2 separate regions of the Homo sapiens genome follow, and region 2 is linked to region 1. Evidence: chromatin contacts called from ENCODE Hi-C or POLR2A ChIA-PET data. All regions are on one chromosome and are shown on one strand. Each heading gives the region's core, a stretch centred on a gene start or an enhancer-like site at or near the end of the contact. The rest is flanking DNA. Distances are from core to core; before and after follow the strand shown.

Evidence for each region. Hi-C counts contacts between places; a loop is a spot of excess contacts on that map. ChIA-PET counts read pairs that join two places held with the same protein, here RNA polymerase II (POLR2A). Pooled maps may share reads with other maps.
Region 2: a pooled map shows a loop between it and region 1 (3-fold over the local background). The contact joins two enhancer-like sites. A Hi-C loop is called at or near these places in 2 of 50 pooled maps. POLR2A ChIA-PET finds 5 or more read pairs at or near these places in 2 of 52 experiments (IMR-90 and PC-9).

What each region holds. Positions count from the first base shown.
Region 1 is chr4:38,984,926-38,987,625 of GRCh38, forward strand. TMEM156 (transmembrane protein 156) reads right to left here. Exons shown (of 7, transcript NM_024943.3): 5 at 1,411-1,494. Among named protein-coding and RNA genes, the nearest start is that of TMEM156, 46 kb to the right of the region's middle. Within about 2 kb of position 1,251, at least 2 of the 41 ENCODE cell types and tissues checked have a DNase peak (open chromatin) inside an H3K27ac peak, as active enhancers do.
Region 2 is chr4:38,819,010-38,821,709 of GRCh38, forward strand. No RefSeq gene overlaps it. Among named protein-coding and RNA genes, the nearest start is that of TLR1, 16 kb to the left of the region's middle. RefSeq lists an enhancer at 604-723. Within about 2 kb of position 1,427, at least 4 of the 41 ENCODE cell types and tissues checked have a DNase peak (open chromatin) inside an H3K27ac peak, as active enhancers do.

The sequences.
Region 1 (2,700 bases), core at 1-2,500:
CAACTTTGCGAGGTTAGTCTTGTGGTTAGCTAGTACTTAAAATTTGTGATTCCCTCGACTATATGGGTTGACGGGGGAACTATAGACTTTTTCTCAGACAAGACAGCAGTGCTCAAAATTACGACTTGAAAACAGAAACGACCAGAATTCCTAAGGTGACCAAAAAGCCCCACAGAACTGTGTTAAAACTGTCCTCATATTTGGACACATGTACTGAGTAAGAGGGGAGCCCAGGGAAAAATGCCATTTTTGCCTTTTAAAAATTAATTTTGCCATTGAAAACAACGTTATAGCTTTTAATTTATTAATCAAATAAGATTTTCATTGACTGGACAAAATTTCCACCAACTTACCCCACATTTAACTGGTGTCAAATGATTATTTAGCTAATGCTTATTATCAGTCATAGCTTAATACTTTCACTGCTAATGCTGGGTAGAAAGCCTAAATTTTTAAAATATTTGAGCTCCTTAGGTGCACTCAAGCTAGGGTTCCGTGTATCTGCTAATTTAAATGGCTAACAAAAGCCCCCAGTGAACAAAGTCCCCAGTGAAATGCGGTGCAAATCTCTATGTCGCTACTGATGCAGCTGTAGGGTGGGGGACTGGAGGTTTGCTCGGCATCCTCCCATTTTTGAAAACTGTTTACATGCCAGACTTGAAGCTTCCTTTTTTTTCTAACTTCTCACAAAGTACGAAGGCACCTACTCGCTGGCTGTGTACAAGGAGCTTTGGTAACAGCACTCATAATTCTGTGGTTTTCACGGTCAAGGATATTATTTCTCTCTGCTAAAGAAGAGGGCTTCGTCCATGTCACATTCTCTCTCTTTCTCTTTTTAACGTGATTTGACAGCTTGAATCCAAAAGGAGGCTTCACAATTAGAAGAAAGGGATTGAACCACAACATCTGTGCTAACAGCCCCCATCACTGCTCTAATTAGAATTCCCTTATTCCATTTCTGTTTCTCAGGAGAGGACAGGGGGCTTTTTAATTGGGGCTATTAGAAGTTCTCTTTACACAATGACACCCTCTGCTAAGGGAAGGCTCCAGCGAAAGCCATGCCCACTCTGCAATTACTTCTTGCAATTCTGGGGAATAATGGTATCTTGTCTCATTTAAAAATAAATCTAAGTCTTATCCCTATTGCTTTCTCTCCTCTGCCTACTCACATGAATTTCTTCTTGCCAATTAAGCAAACTTTCCATTATTTAAGGAGATAGTTTAGATTGCTACTGTCCCCTGATAATAAGACATATTAAACTGGATTTCATTTGCCCACAGCTCTGTTATTCCAGATACAAGGCTAATTTACATAAGCTCAGATCTCAGATCTTGAGTTTACTGTGTAGTGAAACCATGCAGCTTTGGAATTTCCTGAGTGCTGTTTTGTTTACATGCCACAGAACTTACCTGAAAGAACCTGCACATTCAATGCTCTCAGTTTCTCCGAATCACTTCCTCTTAAGAGAACAGATGTAGGTTTGTCTCTATGACCTATTCCCAGAAAAGAAATGAAGTATTTAGATGATAAACAAGCGCATTGTTAACATATATTCCCCATGTTGGTTCAAAGGATTACCAAAAAGAATGGAGCCATTCATGGCCAGGCACGGTGGTTCACGCCTGTAATCCCAGCACTTTGGGAGGCTGAGGCAGGGAGATCACGAAGTCAGGAGTTCGAACCCAGCCTGGCCAATATGGTGAAACCCCATCTCTACTAAAAAATACAAAAATTAGCTGGGCGTGGTGGTGCATGCCTGTAGTCCCAGCTACTCAGGAGGCTGAGGCAAAAGAATCGCTTGAACCCAGGAGGTGGAGGTTGCAGTGAGCCGAGATCATGCCACTGCACTCCAGCCTGGACGAAAGAGTGAGACTCCATCTCAAAAAAAAAAAAAAAAAAAAAAAAAAAAAAAAAAAAAAAAAAAAGGAAAGCGACAGCTCTTATACACAGAAAAGTATATTTTTATCTTATTATATACATAGATATGATGTGAAGAATATTCAATGTATGTTTAATATTCAATAACATTTAATGTGCTAAGTAGTGTGACATTTTTTATTACTTTGTATGCTTGGATTTGCAAGCCTTTGAAAATCACTAAGTCTGTCATTTGGGCAGATATTTGTAAGAATTTAATTTGACTCCCCACTACTGGTCTCCTTCTAGACATTTTTTCTAGCTCACTTCTATCTCTCTTTGCTTATAGCTTTTCATATGGGAAAATGGGTCAAGAAACTCAGAACTATACACTATTTATAAATAACACACATTTACTTTAAATAATAGAATTTTCAAAACTAAATACCCTACATCTTAGTTCTGACATTTTACTAGCTGTGCAGCTTTGGATAAACACTTAACCTCTCTAAGTCTCAGGGGATTTTTATCTACAAAATAAAAATAGCATATATCCTGTTTACACAGTTTAAGAATCTAGTGAAAATGCTCTGAAAATGGTTATTCTACAAATAAACAGTATTGATTATGTTATTAACCACTGCACAAAGGGCTTTATTACTAAGGTATCAATGATAACACTTGATATGAAACTGCTCTCAAAAATATCTGCAACAAATACCTAGTCAAAAGAATGAATTGCAACTTTACTGAAACCTGGAGGCAACCACTTGTTCTGCCTACTGAAATGGCTAACACAGCCTTGCCTGGTAAAGAAGGAAAGAGTCTTGGGAAATCATACA
Region 2 (2,700 bases), core at 177-2,676, 170 kb before region 1:
AAGGGGGTGTATCTCCACCTCAGCATCCCATGGGCCACACACACACAAAAAGGCACAGGAGGGCTTCATCAGCTCCTGTGGCTCCATGCAAGGGAGAATGGAGGCCATAGGATAAGACCAGAGCTATAGGAAACAGAGACATCTGGTCATCCTGAGCCCTTGAATGATTTTGTGGAATAGAGACAGCTTACCTATTCTAGACCTCTTAGCTATACTTTTTTCTATTATATGAGAAAGAAATAAACCTCAATCTTATTTAAGCCTCTGTATTTGAGGTCTCCCAGTCCTGCAGCTTAGACTGTACCTTAATCGACACAATTATAGAAAAGGATATCTGCCTTCTTACCACTCATCCTTGATCTCCACTTCAGGGAGCTAGATCTGGGAGAGGGAGGGGCAAGAAGAGTGTATCTCAGATAAACCATGCCTACCTCCAAAATATATGCCAAGGTTGAGCTACAGACCTAGCCTGTGACATGCAGAAAGAAGATGAGTTTTAGATGAAGATGGAGATTTAGAATTTTAAACTAGATTGGAGTATCAGTATCTCAAAAGGACTGCAGAAGTATTAAATCTGCTCAAGATATCACTAAGGAGTGACAAGAGGGGAATTTCAGAATCCAGTTGATGGAATGACTGAGAAAAATAAACACTACTTCACATTTGGACTAGATGATGTTGAGATTCCTCATAAACTAACCGTAATTGAAACTCTCAGAAAGTCCCTGTGGTTTTAGAAATCCCCTCAGGTCTTTTACTCCCTGTAGTTTAGTCTCATTCCTTTCTAATCAAACCAGTCCCCAGAAACCTAGACAGAAATACCTCCTCCTTTCCCCATATTTGTGGTCTCATTCTCTTTAAAACTCCCACACTCTCACCGTTTATATCCCGGGTCTCCATCCACTGTCTCTTTCCTGTGCTCTTACACCCATCCACTCTATTCTCTTTGCCTATTACTCCTTTCTTTGTACCTCTGACTTTCCAAGCAGCTTCTTTTAGAGTCTTCACTCTTTCCAGGATAACATTTCTTTTCTGCTGCCACACTCAACTGAGTCTCCAGGGCATCAGAGCTGGTCATGCCAACTCCAGAGGACTGGGTTGAATAGTGTCCTCCACCCAACCTCCAAACATTTATGTCCATTTATTTCAGATTTATTCTGAAATCTCAGAATGTGACCTCATTGAAAAAAGAGTCTTTGTAGATCTAATTAAGTTAAGGACCAAGATGTGATGGCATCAGATTAAGGAGGCTCCTAAATCCAACTAGAGTGTCCTTGTAAGAGACAGGAAAAAAAAGACAGAGACTTGGAGGAGAACACCATGTGAAGACACAGGCACAGATTATTGATTATTTAACCCAAATTTGGGATACATTTTTTTAGATTGCGCATCTGCCATGTATGTCAATAGCCTACCAATAATTTTGGTTTCTCTTCTCATCTGTTGGTTCTACTGATTACGTAATAGGGTGTTGACTGGAACTTTTCTTATGACTTGGGTCCAAAACTAAAGACAAAGAAGTATTATGTACCACATTCTATAGAAAGCTGCTAACTACTGGGGCATGTCCTCCAGGGCATTCTAAGAAGCAGCTGATGCATCTGCAAACCAAGGGACGCCAAGGTTTGCCAGCAACTACCAGAAGCTAGGAGAGAGGAAAGGGATGATTTCTCCCTGACAGCCTCTGGAAGGAACAACCCTGCCAACCTTGATTTCTGACTTCTGCCTTCCTGAACTGGGAGAAATATATTTCTGTTGTTTTAAGCCACCCAGTTTGTGGTAATTTGTTTTGGTAGCCACAGGAAACTAACACATCCAGCAACACTGCCAATTTGATGCTTTCTTCGCTCATGGTATTCTTTCACTTCCAACTTTGCACCCACTGTGCCCTCCCCTTTGAAGGGTCTTCCCAGCCACATGCCCAGGACCCTTCCCAGCCACATGCCCAGGATCCTCCTGATGAAAGATCTTTCATCAAGGCTCATCCTAGCAGCCCTCCCTGGTCACTAACCTAGGTTTCTTATCTCTTTTGCTATGGTCTGGATGTTTGTGTGCCCCTCAAAATTCCTATGGTGAAATCCTAACCCCCAAGGGGATAATACAATCAGCCCTTCATATCCATGGGTTCCACATCCATAGATTCAAACAACCATGGATTGAAAATATTCAATAAATGAATAAATAAATAATAACAATATAATAATACAAAATAATAAAAATAAAAGACCATACAGTTTAACAACTACATAACATTTACATAACATTTACATTGTATTAGGTATTGTAAGAAATCTAGAGATGATTTAAGTATATGAGAGGATGTACATAGGTTATATGTAAATAGTACACTTTTTTTTTCAGAGTCAGTGTCTTGCTCTGTTGCCCAGGCTATAGTGCAACGGCATGATCATAGCTCACTGCAGCCTGGAATTCCTGGGCTCAAACAATCCTCCCACCTCAGCCTCCTGAGTAGTTGGGACTACAGGCATGTGCCGCCAGGCATGTATTTTTTTTGAGGAGGTGGGGTCTCACTATGATGCTCAGGTTGGAAGTATGCCATTTTACATAAGGGACTTGAGCATTCACAGACTTTGGAATCTACAGGGCTCCTGGAACCAATCCCCTGTGGATACGGAGAAAGAGCTGTATTAAGAGTTGGAGATGTTGGGAGACAATTAGGTCATGAATGTGGAGCCTTCA